Regions from separate parts of the Mus musculus genome. Here region 1 is linked to region 2. A link is a loop called in an ENCODE intact Hi-C map of the cell type or tissue named here. Cell type or tissue: heart. All regions are shown on one strand.

Region 1 (8,000 bases), 470 kb after region 2:
ACAGAAATCCCACAGGCTGGGAAAGTTTTACACACAGAATGGTCAGTCTATCCTCAGAACAAGTCTTCTAAGGTTCTCTAAATTGTGGGGAAAAGTCATTTAATATATTCCCAAAGTTAACAGCATACTCTATCTCAAACCCCAGAAAAACCACTAATTCTAAATAAATATAAAAGTATGCATAGCTAAAATAAGTGGAGGCAGTAACATAAAATCTAATAAACTACTGATTCAAGAACCACAGAAGAATCTTCAGGTATTAAGCAATGGAATTCAAATTGAGCTGTAGAGCAGTTAAGTACACAAGAAATTTTCAAGACAGTATACCAAGCAAACCACAGATCAGAGAAGCTGGGGGTATTGCTCAGTGGTGGGGTACTTGCCCAACAATACAAACCACAGATCAGAGAAGCTGGGGTATTGCTCAGTGGTGGGGTACTTGTCCAACAATACAAACCACAGATCAGAGAAGCTGGGGGTGTTGCTCAGTGGTGGGGTACTTGCCGAACAATACAAAACTCTGAATCTAACTCCTACTGCTGAGGGAGACATTAGAACTAAGTTGATTAGGATCCCAAGTTAGTTTTTAAAATATGTATCCTAGGGCCGGGAAGATGGCTCTGTTGTTAAATGCTTGCCCTGAAAGCACGAGGACCTGAGACCGATCCCAAAACCCATGTAAAAAAGCCAGGCATGGTGGCACACAGTGATCCCAGTGCCCCAGCAGCGGACAGAAAGATCTCTGGGACACACTTGCCAGCCAGCTTAGCTAAACGGGTGAGCTCTAGGCCAAAAAGACAGAAAGGTGAGGAGTACCTGAGGAATGATACACAAGACTGTCCTCTGGCCTCTACATGAATGTATATGCGTGTGTGTGTTCTATTTATATAGACACAGAGTCACACCCACACACACACAGACAGACACACATACACACACCACAGACAAATACACAAACATAAACACAAACACACACAGACATAAATACAGACGCACACAGACATAAACACAGACATATACACACATACACAATACCATTTTAATGTAATGTCCAATTGACAGGGAAAATCCTGTGACACTAAACAGTGGAAAATACTTTGGCTTTCAAAATTTCCCAAATTTTCTTCAATAAACATGAGTCAACAATACTACTAAACAAAGGGCTTTGCTATTCACCTGCTACACCAAGTATTTACTTTATATTATTTATTTATATCAAGCCCCTATTGTGTGCTGAATCCTCTTTGGTTCTACATATACAAAGATAGACAAAATGTTCCAAAACCCCCACCAAAACTAACAACAGCAGCAAAACTTCAATAAGGAGTTAGATAAAGCCTAATTACACAATGGCTTCACGATCTGATATACTGTATGTCCAGGCCTCATCAGTGTTAGTCTTTACTGAAGTTATGTTTCTAACACAGCGAGTCACATTAGGGGCTGGAGAGATGGCTCAGCTGCTAAGAGCACTGACTGCTCTTCCAGAGGTCCCAAGTTCAGTTCCCAGAAACCACATGGTGGCTAACAAACATCTTGTAATGGCATCGATGCCCTCTTCTGGTGTGTCTGAAGACAGCAACAGTGTACTCATATACATAAAATAAATAGATATATTTTTTAAAAATCACATTAAAGAATCCCATGGATAAGAGTTCAGCATGCTTTAAAAAATTATTATGGGAACCATTTGCAATGTCCTATGCTGCATACCATAAAAGTTACAAAACCTTTCAAATAAAGTTCACCCTATTAGTCCACCAGATTTTCAAGATATTAAAAAAGGAGAATTCCCCTGAAAATAATTCTAGAACTAGATCAAATTCATGCATGTGTGACCCCTTTAATTAATAAACAATGTGCACCAGAAGTCAAACTGAATATGGAAAACTGAATGTCTGCACTGTATGTGTACTTGCTAATTAAAAAGAAAAGCCATACTGAAAAACAGGCTATTGTTTTTTAAAAATTAAAAAGGAAAACTAGGTAACAGCAGTGTTTCGAGATGAATCTAACGGCATAGGAGGACACCAACCAGGACAAGCAGCAGCAGCATATACAGCGCAAACAAGCCGGAGAGTGGGAGGACTGCACCCAGGGGGAGCACGGGGAAGGGAGAAGGGGACTCCCAAGTTTTTAAGTTCTGAAGTAACTGTGTTGTTCATCACCAGGAAGAGGACCATTGTTCTAACAACAACGGACAGTTTGGTTTTAGCCAGAATTCAAAAATATGTGATGTTATGCTTTTTTAAATGGGGTTAAAGCTTTTGGGGGGGGGTATATAAATTGTGTATCATAAATTAAAAGTCAAAATTAGTATCTTTTTGGATAAGTCTAAATTTTCTTAGGACAAAGATGGCTAGCTTTTAGGAAAGAATACAGTCAACTGGAATTTTGTTTACAAACATGTATGTTAAGTGAACACTACCACATGGGCACTGTGCACAGTGTTTCTTGGGGTGGGGCTGAGGCAGGGTTGAACTCCTGATCTCCACCTCCCCTTGGGTTTACAGACGTTTACCTCTATGTCCTGCTGAAAGTACACAATATGGGACTTTTCAGCCACCTTCTAAAACTAGAGTCTGCGGCTGAGCTACATTCCACTTTACGAAGAAAAAAGTATCCGTTACAAACATTCCACTTGTTTCTGCCTGTGAATTTTGTTTATGAATCCTTAATCCCTTCCCCACCAATTCCTAAAACCAAACTTTACACAGTAAGGCTACAGTGGGTGTGGAAGAAAAAAGTCAGGTGTCAACAAACATGCTTTCCTAAAAAGCCACTAATATTTGGACCCAACCGACGTCCTCTAAAATGAAAACTGGATTCCACACCTCTTAAAACGCGATCCAATCCTAAATCTAGACTTCATGATATTATGTTGACATGTGAAATTTAAACATACAACTCAGTTTACTAGTCAGGTGTGTGTGTGGTTTTTCTGTTTATTTCTGGGAGTGTAATTTAATTACATTTCTTTTTTCCCCTTTCCTCGAATTAGAAGATGCAGACTGGCTGCCCGTGCGACTTCAGAACCGTGTGACCGTGGCATTGAGCACATACCTGAAAGTTTAACACTCTGCTCATATTTTTTTAAAGAGTCATCAGCCGGACACCTGTCACTGCCACGAAGGGAAGAAAACGCCATTGGCTCCTCCATCTGAGTCCCCAAAGAGGCTTCCACTACGCACGACTGGGATGCAAAGAGCGGGCTACGGGGTCATGTGCACAGGCGAGAGCAGCAGCTGTGAAAATCACAACACGGTGAGAAGGGCGAAGTAGCTCACCCAAGCAGGCACGCACCAAACCACCTGCCCTTCAGGAGGTAGCACTAAAACCCGCACCATATGTCCAAATCCCAGCCGGAGCGGCGTCGCTGCCACTGGCCTGCGGCGAGCACTCCCGCGGGGGACAGGTGGAGCGGGCTGCAGCCGGCTAGGGATCCCCGGGAGGCTGCGGGGAAGGACTGCGGTTTGCCCGGGAGGAAGTCGCTCGCCAGGGCGTGACACTCCACTCGACTGGAGCCGACCGAGGGCAGCAGGGTGCCAACAGAAGGATAAATGAATGAATGGGCCGCCCTGGGCGAGTGCGTAGGGCGGACTGTCCGCCAGTGCCAACGGGAAGCTCAGTGCGCAGGCGCACCTCTTCCCGCCGCGGGATGCCCGCAGGGCGACACGACCTAAGTCACGATCAAGAACTCGTCCCCGGTCCCTCACCGTCCACGGCAGGGGGGAAAACTGTCAGAAACTCACGGTTCACAGAAGTTAGGACGTCCGCGGTCGCTTCCCTCAGGAGCGTCCCACTGAGCCGGGCCGCCAGGCGCGCATGCGCGATTCTTCCCGCGCTGCTTTGAATTGCTCATGCGCATTCCGAAGCCCTCGGCGCCTGCGCAAGAGGCGTGGTTTTTCAAGGCGGGGCGGTCGGAAAGGAAGAGTGCAGCAGAGAGGGCTCGGTGGTCCTTTGCTGAGTTAGCGAGCCCCAGGACTAAAAAGGCGCCCGGGATTCCTCGTCCCGTCGCCCGGTCCTTAGCGTTCTCTCTCGGCCTCACACTGTGGTCTCAACACGCTGGACACTTCTCGGGTAAAAGGCACTTGGTTGAGTCCGGTTTTACTTTTCTCAACGAAAAACAAAAAGTTTAACCACTGGTTCTTGAGGATCTTATAGTAGAGACCAGCTGCAATGTATGTTGATCATTTATTTAGTTGTGATATAAACCAGTTTTTAGGGACTGAGCGAATAACGGTGGTGAATAAGGCAGTCAAAAAGCTATCCCAATTTCGCGTCTTTTAGTAACCCACTAAGTCTATATTGCGTGGGTGTGGAGTGATCCACTGGATTATGCATCGGACTCTTAACACCGGTTGCATCTCCAAAAAGAATGATCCCTCCTGGCCTGGCAACTACGCTCTGCCAGGGCCTCAGTAAGGGACTGGGCCAGGAAATTCCCTACCCCATCAATGCTGGAATTTTGGCCCCTCTTGTTCAGGTAACCCCACTATCGAGAGTCATGCCATAGCCAGAACTTGACAACCCCAGCTCTGACATTCTTAGACGACAGTCCACCTCCACTAGAGCAGCCTAGCCCAGACCAGAGAGAGTGTCCAGCTATAGGCATGTTTATTCAATCAATAATTTTTACTAGCTCCTGGAATATCATAACTGTGATTTTCATGCTACAATCTGTTTACATGGTATACAGGTGTGTGTATGTGTGTAAATACATACATAGTAAAAGAATTTCTAAGGAGTTAGTATTATTACCATTCATTAGATTAGTTAACACAGTGAAAGACCACAAATATTTTTTTTACTTTAGCATTAATAGTGAAGAATTATAAGTAGTGTTTTCTGATAGTTCTTTTTTTTACAAGAAAGCCCCAATTTACCTTTTGCCCATGAAAAATACATTTACCTCATAATCTTCCACAAGGCACAGATGGAGAAAATATGACAAAACTCTATGCTGATTTTATTAGTCAGGGTTCTTTAAGGAACAGAATTGACAGAATGAGTATGCAGATGTGTGAATGTATGTATTTATGTGAATGTGTATATATGTGTATGTGCTATTTATCAGAGTGGCATGCATGCTGTGGTCCAGGTTGTCCAACAATGGAAAGGCAAAGAATCTGGTATCTTTGCTGGATGTCTCAGTAGTTCCAATCTGCTGCTGGTGTCCCAGGGAATTCCTAGAGAGCTTCTGACCTTCAGTTTGCTTCCAAAGGAGTGGTTCCAACACCAATGACAGCTCAGCATCAGGGTAAATGGACTTGCCAGTGAGAGCAAGGGGAGCAGGCAAAGAGCAAAGCTTCCTTCTCTTACTTCCGACTGTGTGGGCTGCCAGCAGCAGTGGTGGTCTAGATTCACGGTGGACCTTCTCATCTCAGATGATCGGGATTTACAGTGGATCTCCCACCTCAAACAAACAAACCTAGAAAAGTCCCTCATAGGAAGACCCACATGCTTGAGTTTCAGTTCATTCCAGATGCAGCTAAGCTGAGAACCAAGATTAGCCACCATACCCTTGTCCTTGTTAAAAGCATGGCTGCAGGGCTGAAGACATGGTTTAGCGTTTAAGAGCACTGGCTGCTCTTTCAAAGGACTAAGGTTTACATCCCAGTACCCACATGGCAGTTCACAACTGTCTGTAACTCCAGTTCCAGGTGACCTGACAGACCTCTATGGAGGCAGAACATCGATGTAAATACATTTTTAAAGTTTCTTTGTTTTAAAGCATGACTGGACAGTCAGTGAGTCTGATGATAAGAAGGAAGGGAAGAAACTAGGAATGATGGTTATGTTGTAATTTCAGCACTTGGGAAGATGAGACAGGAGGATCATCACAAGTTTGAAGGCAATCTCGGCTACATTAGAGAGACCTTAGTTCAAAAGCTAAAAAAAATAAAAGTGTAAAGGTAAGGGAGAGCTGTCATAGGTGTGAGGCAGTGGTGGAGCTCTTCACGCTCCTCAACTTCAAGGCCCCGAGTTCACTCCCTAGTACCACCACTATGAACACACACACACTCACATACATTCACATACACTGCACACACTCAACACATAGACAGTTTATCCCCAGATATCATTCAATGCTAGAAATACCTCTCTGACTCTTCCTCCAAAGCAAGAACTTTGTTTTCAGAGATATAGGGAGCCAGTGGGGAATCAAGGTCTTCTCAAAGAGCTTGAGTTATATACTTTGTCTGTGAGTGTATGCACACATGTGTGTAGGAGGGTGCATGTGTATCTGTGTGCATGTGGGTAGAAGCAAGAGGATATCCTCAGGTTTCATCATTTCTCAGGTGCTGTCTATCTTTTGTTTTGTTGAGACAGGGTCTTTCTTTGACTTCGAACTCTCCAACTAGGCTAGGCAGGCTGGCCAGCTTTCTATAAGTTCCACCCACTTCTGCCTTCCTGTTATTGGGATCACAAGATCACACACAAACCCCACTTTAAAAATATGGTTTTTTGGCCTCCAATTCAGGTTCTCACTCTTCTAGGTCAAGGGCTTTACCAGTGCATCGAACTCTCCAGCCCAAGCTATACACTTCAAGAATATAGAGCTCCCATCTCTCATGGTCATTGCATAGGTAAGGAAGTAATGTGGGGACCAACTATCAAAAGAGAAAACAGAGACCCGCAAACGAGAATCGTTAGTGCCTTCTTAGAAACAACATAAAAGAGAGCATCTCAAATATCAGCCTTAAAATTAGAACAGAAGCCAATATACATTCTGGTATTTGATCCTAGAAAGAGACAAAGATCTTCTAAACACTCTTCTATCTGACAGAAATCATGTCTCCCAGATGGTGTTAGGCTTCAGTAATCAGAATTTCTGGCCCTGTGAATCACATCTGGAACTTGTCAAAGCAAGTTAACTTTACAAGACAGCTCCTTGTGGCAGCACCTCTGGCCAGGGTGCTCCTTCTGTCGAATTCCCACTGTCCTTTCCCCTTGAATAGTCACCGTGATTATAAAAATGAGGGGAACATTCCCTTAAACCTCAGGTTGTGCTTGGGGGAAAAGTGGGGGAAGATAACAAGGTTGCCATGATAATCACTAACAATCAGCATTCCAAATGTTCTTCTCTCTTAAGCAAACCTTGAGTGAGCAGTTACGGAAATGAATGTGGCTATCTTGTTATATTTGCTCTTCTACAGTAAGAGATTAGGAAATTCTTTTAACAAACGTAGCAAAAGGACTATTCAGTTGCAAGGCCTGCAAATCTGTTGTTAAATTCTACAAGAATCCAGAGTCCAAGACTGTTTGACTAGACCCTTCAGTCCCAGCATGGCTGCAGTCAGTAACTCATCAGAATGTTACCTCTGCCTGTTACGAATCAAGAAGTATGCCTTAGTTCACAGCTCTTTCTACTGTAGTGTTCTAGCAAGCCCCATTGGCGGATACTGAAACATAGGGAGACAATTTGTGACAAGTCAGGCCCAGGAGGGTGCACCCCATGTGTTCCAAGAAAACACCTGGCAATGTGAGAAGGGAACAGGATGTAACCAGGCTCCAGCTCTGTGGTTCATGTTTATTCAATAGTGTCAAAGCCCTCAAGGTCATATGGATCCTAACATGGACACACCCAAGGTAAAGGGGTAGGAGATCCTAGGTGGATTCTTTTTAGCCCAAGGCCAGTAGTCTTTTAACAGCAAGTGCTAGTAATAATAGAGCCAGGAAATAGGATGCTGTAGACTTGTGGCATCCAGGGAGGTGAACTTAGTCTTTGTGTAGTATAATCATCCCTTAGTGTCTCACTCTATATCTGGCTCTTAGGATCCCTGGGCCTCAGCTTCATTAGTCTTCAGAATGAAACATTGGCTTGATCAATGATTTCCACACACAGTGCCTTGCCATTTATTTCTTCATAAAGGTGAACCTAAGATACAGGGCTAGGAATTGCCTACTTGCTAAGATGCACCTTTCTGTGTGTAGATGCACACGTGGTAACATCTGGTATAGACACATCTTTCAAAACCTCCTTTATCAAGGGTTCT
Region 2 (8,000 bases):
CTTTCCTGACTGAGTCATCTCCCTAGCCCCAGATTCACTCTTTAATTAGGGAGCCGCTTTTACCCACAAGAAGGGATCATTTAAGGCCTAATCACAATTTAAGGACCCACTGACAGTTAACAACAAACCAATGACAGTTATGAATTCCAGCTTGTACTTTGAAAAGAACAAATATTCAAATCATAGCATAACCTATATAAAGCACTTCAGACTCCTATTGAAGTTTAGTTACTAAGCATTTTGACCTATGTACTAAGAACATAAAGACCACTAAAGGCTAAAACATAATGCCTGCCCCTCTGGAGTTTTAAGCACAGTAGAGAAAGACAGATCTGAAAATTAAAAGGCACGATACATTCAACAGCAAATACACTCCTTGACCCTGACCCCCAATCAGCCCAGACAGACACCACACACGACTACAAGATATGCTGGGTGACCAGATGGAAGCAAGTTGTCCTCTGAGAGGCTCTATTCAGCAGCTGACTCAGACAGATACAGACACCCACGGCCAAACAGTGGATGGAGCTTGGGAACTCTTCAGGAAGAATAGGAAAGAGGATTGTGGGCTGTGAAGGGGATAGGAACTGCACAGGAAAACCAACAGCGTAAACTAACCAGGAGCCTTGGGGCTCTCAGAATCTGAACCACCAAACAAAGAACATACACAAGCTGGACCTAGGCCTCCGCACGTATTTAACAGATGTGCAGGCTTGGTCTTCATGTGGGTCCTAAACAACTGGAGCAGGGGCTATCCCAAAAGCTGTTACCTATATGAGGGATATGTTCTACTAGCTGAGCTGCCTTGTCTGGCCTTGCTGGGATTGGAAGCACCTAGCCTTGCAGAGATTTGAAGTGTCAGCATGTGGGTATAAGCAGAAGGCCCCAACCAGCTCAGAGAAGAAGCGGGGTAGTTGAGGGGAATGATTGTTGGAGGGTGTGACTGGGAAGGAGGCACTGGGTGGGATGTAAAGTGACTAAGTAAAAAAAAAAAAAAAAAAAAAAAAAGATCAAATTGAAAAATACATTTACTAAGTGTGATCTTTAAAGACGTTTAAGCATCGGTTACAAAAACAACGGGAAAGGGAGCTCCTGGCTTCGCTCCGAAAGGCAAACCAACTGATCCACGGGGGGGGGGGGGGGGGGGGTGTGCAGATTGGGTGTGGGAAAGAGCAAGGGGCTTTTAAAGCCGAACCCCACATCCTCCTATCTGACTCTGCAGTTGCAGACATGAAGGTGAAAAAGAGGCAAAGAACGTATACAGACCCTAGAAGAGGAGAGCCAACTAACAGGCAAATTATCAGCCGTTAGCTGGGTAAAGCGGGACTTGAAGCGAGGAGGACAAACCACCTTACAGTACAAACAGATGATGCCAGGAGCCTGAGCTAGGTGGGGTCCATGATGGCAGAGAGGAGGAAATGAAAACACGTGTGGGTAGTAACTGGCGTTGGCTGGATGTAGGAGTGAAGGTGAACAATCTCTGGTCTGGATAGATAACCTGGGCTCTGGTGATGCCACCAATCCTTCATCTGTACTTGCTTGTCTGAGCTCTCTTCAGCTCATCTCTTCAGATGCACGTCTAGTTGTCGTCAGGATACAGCCTCCCGAATACTCATATATACTTCTTTTTCAACTGTCCTAGGATTTGGAGCTGTTTCCTGTTCTTCCCTGTCTCGGCTCGCCCACATATATTCACTCAACAAACCTGTAACTTTTCCATTTCCACTGCCAGCATGTAGCCCTCAGCTACCATAAAATCTCTTACCTGGCTTGTTTGTTTCTAATTTCTCTTTTCCCAAAGTCAAGATCTCAATGTTAATTCTATTTCTTGTTTGGTTGGTTGGTTTTTGTTTTGTTTTGTTTTGTTTGTTTTTTTAGAAACACCAACAGTTCTCTGAACTACCCTCAGAATCCATCCCAAATATTTAAGTACACAAGAATGCCCTATTATAATCTACAGTCTTAACCTATCTACCTTCACATTCTGTCATTTTGTCTGCCATAACCACAAATATCTTCAAGATAAAACAATCTGCCTTAGTTAGGACTAATATTGCTGTGGTGAAACACCACGACCAAAGCAACTTGGGGAAGAAAGGGGGTTTATTTTACTCAGTTCTATGGACTAAAAAGCAGTGAGCACAGGAACTCAATCAGGACAGGAACCTGGAGGCAGGAGCTGATGCATAGGCCACAGAAGGGAACTGCTTGCTGCCTTGCTCAGCCTTTCTTATAGAGTGCAGGACCACCAGCCCGGGGTGGCACCACCCTCAATGGGCGGGACCCTCCCCAAACAATAATTAAGAAAATGTTTACAGCTGGATCTTGGAGAGGCATTTTCTCAATTGAGTTTCTTTCCTATGACTCTAGCTTGTGTCGGATTAACATAAAACTAACCAGGACAGGCTCAAATCTACTTATATGACCTTGGCTTTTTATCATAAATCTCAATACTTTAATCTCATCTGAACTGGATTGTATACTAAGCTGACATTAGCTTCATGTGCTAGTTAAGCAAGGTAACTTCTGTGGAGAAATTGTATGATAATCCAGGTAGCAAGTGGTACCTTTAAGAATGCACAACCCCCAGAAGGAATATTGAGATAATATACTTTTCCTCCCCAGAAGCCCATCCTTCAGTGCAGCCACTTGCAGCATGATGACATTGTGACAGCGCAAGACAGCGCAGAGGCTCCTCCATCTCATATTCTTGCTGAGGCCATTTCAGGTTTAACTAACATTTGGTTTCCTTGATAGAGAATCCCACAAAAAAGTTAACCAACTCTATTGTAGGAATCCAAGGTCAACAGATTCCAGCCAATTTAGCTTTTTTGTTAAACTGCCTACTGTGCAGACCTCCCCTCCAGTTAACTGCTCAAGTTCTGTTACAGTGTTTGCTTGTGCAAAATTCCCCCTGCAGCTGCACAATACAGGGGAAGTGGCTTTAAAAGCCCCTCACCTAAATGCTTGGGAGTACACTTAGGTCCCAGCCAATAGGAACAAATACTTTCAATTGGCTAGAAACTGTGTCTGAGTAGTCACCACTGGCAAATGGGCTCCTCTAACAACAGAAACCTGCCTGCTTTTCTGAGTCCTAACTCAAAGCATAAGGTTTTCTTTTCCTTTCTATCCTTTTCTTTTAGACACTGGCCCATACACTCTGGACTTTCTCACTGTTCTTTGGAAGTAGCTCACACATCACACAGCAGCTGTTCTCCACTGGGTAGCCTACCAGCTTTCTTAGACCTGATATAAAAGGCACGGCTTTCTCTTCCCCATGCTTCCAGGCAGCTGATAAGACATGTAGCTTGCCTATTGACTCTGTTTTTAAAATCATTTTATTAATGAGACTATGAAGACTATGAAGAAGAGGACCTCAGCTTTTTTTCCCGATAAACATATGAGCTCAACGTGAAGATCCCCAAATTTCCACAGTTGTTCACAGTAAGATTTGTAGAATAAAGCCAGGTGTGGTGGCAGATGCCTCTAATGACAGGCAGAGGCAGGCTGATCTGTGATCCTGGTCTAGAGAGTGAGTTCCTGAACAGTCTGGGCTACATTGAGAAAAAACAACCCAAAAAACAAAACAACGAAACCCAAATAAGCAAACGAAAGTATTGTGCAATAAGAGAGAAATGATCCAGAGGTTAGCAGCATTGCTCTTGCAGAGGGCCTGGGTTTGGTTCTCATCACCCACACTATTATAGAAAGAATACGCATTCCCAGTAAGAAATCACTCCCGCACTTATCACAGGTCTGCGTATGGCTAATTAATGCCTAAGGAAGAGCTGGCCTTGAGTAAATTTTTACTAACTTATATACACACCTTAGGAGATGCATTTTCATATATGCCGTCATCTTTAAATCGAGTTCCAGCCCCAGTCTGCACTTTGAACAATTTAAATAGAGACAGGAGTCTGCAAGTCTGACCACTTGGGTGGATGGGAGGTTTGCACAGCAGAGCTATTGCCAGAATTATTTTCAGTACAGCAGTATGTGTTTCCCCCACTAGTTGATGGCCGGGTTCATCTTGCCCACCTGTCAGAATTATGCCTTCCCTGCTAAGAGCATAGAGGAATTAATGGTAGCTGTGACCCTGAGCTGCCCCGTTAAAGGCACACGGTTCGGTCCTTCATGTCAAGAAAACACTCGTTTTCCTAATTGAATAATTTTTCTTCCAACTTTTTAAAGACATGGTATGTGTTTCAGGGTCTGGACGCAGCCCGAACTCAGCAACAGCCACTGCCGGTGTGTGAACCTTAGAAACACTGGTTGCAACGCATCGTGTAGGTCTAATTTTTGTCCTCCTTCTGAGTGCCTAGACACCGGTTCCTTGGGTCGGGCTGAGCCTCCTTGGGAGGGAGGCGCCCAGCGAGACTGCAGCGAGGCGGGGAGGGAGTGAGCAGCGCTGCTCCCGCCTCCTACCTGAGCACGTCGCGGCTGAGCTGCTCCGACACCGCCGCCTTCAGCCGGCGCCGCTCCCCGGGCCCCTTCCTGGGCAGCCCCTTCCTGCCATGCCCCGGGGAACTCAGAAGGGCCACCGGGGCCGCACCTCCCGCTCCACAGTGGGCCATGTCGGCCGCAGAACCCCGGTGCCAGGCCGCGCTGGACCGGTACGGGGGCGTTCCCGAGCCCAACAGCGCGCAGCCGAATCCGCCCCGGAAGGAAAATTCCCGCCCCCACCTAGTTTGCAGCCGGTCCCTAAATGCTGCGGACCAGGCACCGCGCGCCTAGGACTCAAAGCCCGTAGCCACGTGACCGGGCGCTGCTGCGCAGGCGCACTCGCTCTGTTTACATTGGCCTGTTTGCGCCCTCCTAACTGACCTGAAGGGAAGGTCCCCAGAGCTGTAATCTGTTCTTTCTTCTTACTGGTTGGTGTTAAGTCAACCGTTTAATGAGTGTTATGGAGAAGTGACTTGAAATCAATGTGAGAAGAATTTGTATGTGTTCTTTCTGGGGTGTCTGCATCCTCTGCCCTCTTTATGAAAGATGGGGGTTGGGGGTAAGGTGGGGGATGGGATCACAAGAGTTTTCCAGTAGTGAGTATTAATGTCCTGAGCAAGGAGGTAGATAGGCATAGTTGGTATAGCACAAGTTATATTTTAGTATGCCGAGGGTCATCACATAAGGTTCATGCCCTAAATTCCTATGGTCCCAAGGCCATCTCCCTAAGGCTGCTTAACTGGGTGATGTATCTTAGCTGAAGGTTATATAAGGGTCCATGATTCGCCAAGGAATGATACCTAGGACTCAAATAGTATGTAAACACAAAGAGTGTTTTATTCTACAGAAGTCCAGCATGCTGGGGTCTCCCATTACCAAGACAGAGACAATCAAGTGAGCTCGCAGGCCTGATTTAAGCACATTAGGGGATTCTGGGATAGATAACCTTCATCTTGCTCCATCTCTAAGAATATTCCGTTACCAGGGTGTGGGGGATGGAAACTGTTGTTGACCCTTTGCCCTTGCTTCAGGCCAGGTGGCAGGACAGCTTCTGATGGCAGGGCAGTTTCTGACCAGCTGCCTAAAGCCAGGGTTTTTTTCTAGTAACTGACTTGCCTGGGCTTGCCTGGATTTGCCCAGTTCTTAGGCCTAGTCTCCTGGACTGCCAATTTGAAGCCTGTCATGGAGTCAGCCTGTATCAGACGACTCTAACAGTCTTTGATTAAGGGTCAGGATCCTGGGAGAGACTCTCCAGCCACAGGGCAGACTCTTAATCTCTGTTTACATTCTATCTACTGGCGTCAACGGGATTCTAGGGCTGTGTCTAATTATCTAAGTGGTGCCACTAGGTTTTGGTTATCAGGTGCAGCCTTGAGTTCAGTGGAATTCCTGGCTAAGCTATTTTTACAAATCTAAAATGCATGTTTTTTTGTTTTGTTTTGTTTTGTTTTGTTTTACTGTGCTCATTACACCTACTTAGCTTTGAGGAATAAATGATTTGGATTAAGAAAATGTGAAGGGCCAGGCGTGGTGGCACACGCCTTTGATCCCAGCACTTGGGAGGCAGAGGCAGGCAGATTTCTGAGTTCGAGGCCAGCCTGGTCTAAAAAGTGAGTTCCAGGACAGCCGGGGCTACACAGAAACCCTGTCTCGAAAAACCAAAAAAAAAAAAAAAAAAAGTGAAGGTTAACCCTCTCATGATTCACAGCTTCCTGTTTTCATGCCTAACTCCACTGCCCCATCTGGTTTCATATCACAACTATTAAGTTATCTGCCATTTTTTTGAGGGCTTCCCCACCCCAATAGTCCTTAAATTGTAAGGCTTTTATACTATTCTAAGTCGAGCGTGTGGCTCTAAAGACTCCAAGCTAGGATCTGCTTTTATTAATGCAAATGTGCGATATGTCAGGCCCAAATGAAATTCCATCTCTCCAAATTCTGGTGGTTAGACAAAAGTCCAGCATTCCTCGGGAACTTGTGAAGCCATTTGTGGTGTGTGTTAGCATACCAAAGTTCATGTTGGCCTCCAGGCTCCCTCATTATCACAAGTACCTGTTACATATTTCAGAGTTCGTGTCAACATGCTGCCCTTCTTACCTCCTCCACAACAGTAAATGTCTCCAGCTCATGGGCTTACCCTGCTATTTTGGCTATGCTCTCCCCCCACCCCACCCCTGCTTTCCCCCACCCTCTTCTTTCCTACTTCCTTCCCTCTGCTCTCCTTCCTATCTATCAATCTCTCTATCATCTATCTATCTCAGTCATCTATCTATCTATCTCTGTTGTTCCTGCTTCTCTCAAGCCCAGTTTCAGTCTGCTGATCATGTTCAGCCTACCCCTCCCCCTGCTCTAGACTCTTCCAGATGCCTCTAGCTGTTCTCTCCCACATTTCTGTAATAAAACCTTCCCCTTAACCATGCCATGCCATCCATTTATAAAGTGTTCTTATTTCTGCACCCAAGTTACCTCCATATATATTTTCCCAATTCCATGCATTTACATGCAAATTACGTCATTACATTTTTTTCTTTACAGCTAAGTAAATTTCCATTATGTATTGTCAGGTCCAAAGGGTACCCTAAAACACCCCATAAGGTCAGGCCCCTGGCTTGGTCCAAAATTGAGTCTAAGTTCAGCTCAAGCTGGATTGTAGAAATATTTCTGTCACTTAGATTAAATATTTCTCAGGAAGTTGTGAACTAGATTCCTTGTAAGCCAAAAAGGAGTCATTTCCATTGCCTCTGGTAGAAGTGGTATAGTTCTCTATTGACATACATCTGTGGGATCCCTATCAGCAGATCAAAATCCATCCAGGCTCCTACAGTTCCCTATTCACAAGCACCTGGTATAAATGTCAGTATCCATACTGGCCTCCGAGTCCTACTCACCCCCCACAACCCCTCTTCCTGCACTGTGCTAGTTTCTAGGCTATTGCAGCTCACAGGCTTCCCTCCTCCTGGATACCCATCCATTCTCTCAGAAATCCTAGGGAGTCCCAGTAGAGAGCCACTATATAATACCTGGAAAACCAGGGCCCCCTTCTTGGAGTTCTTAATTTCATGTTAAAATAATTTAAGAATGAAAACAGGAGCTTGAGGACAGTTTATTATCAATGAAAAGGAAAACCCCAACGCAAGCTGTAAATCTTTTTAAGTCTAAGTCTGTTTGCTTGGTTGTAAAGCCTTGTTTCTGCTTCTTATTTACTGGGTGGATGGGAATACAGGCATATGCCATTGTGCCCAATGAACATTATCTTAAGGGAGGGAAAGGCATTATAATTCCTCAAGCATATTTTACATATAATATCTGTGTGTATTAGTTTCTGTCAACATGACACAAGCTAGGGCCATTTGAGAAGAAAGGACCACAACTGAAGAATTGTCTCCATCAGACCAGCCTGTGGACAAGTCAGTGGTACATTTTCTTGAATACTGATGTGAGAGGGCTTAGCTCATAGTGAATGGTGCCTTCCCTGGGCAAATGGTCCTGGATTGTATAAGTATGCTGAGTGAGCCACGGGGAGCAAGCCAGTAAGCAGCACCCCTCCATGGTCCCCA

What was found. A loop is a pair of places that touch in the nucleus more often than their neighbours do. Peaks named below come from ENCODE experiments on the same cell type or tissue, not always from the same donor. Only the 100,000 strongest peaks of a DNase experiment are listed, where the experiment ranks them.
Region 1: it touches region 2 in a loop (2.1-fold over the local background); 1 of 42 quality-filtered maps calls a loop at or near these places.

The regions. Positions count from the first base shown.
Region 1 is chr5:106,960,178-106,968,177 of GRCm38, reverse strand. Cdc7 (cell division cycle 7 (S. cerevisiae)) reads right to left here and starts at 3,856. Exons shown (of 12, transcript NM_009863.3): 1 at 3,753-3,856; 2 at 3,064-3,245. The coding sequence starts at 3,160. In heart, a CTCF peak has its summit at 3,798; a DNase peak (open chromatin) is centred at 3,837; H3K4me3 peaks cover 2,174 bases; H3K27ac peaks cover 1,616 bases.
Region 2 is chr5:107,434,571-107,442,570 of GRCm38, reverse strand. It overlaps Lpcat2b (lysophosphatidylcholine acyltransferase 2B), which reads right to left. Exons shown (of 2, transcript NM_027599.3): 2 at 7,532-8,000. It overlaps Btbd8 (BTB (POZ) domain containing 8), which reads right to left and starts at 4,641. Exons shown (of 18, transcript NM_001378266.2): 1 at 4,426-4,641. The coding sequence starts at 4,574. In heart, no CTCF peak of the experiment used is centred here; a DNase peak (open chromatin) is centred at 4,730; H3K4me3 peaks cover 1,679 bases; H3K27ac peaks cover 1,491 bases; H3K27me3 peaks cover 209 bases.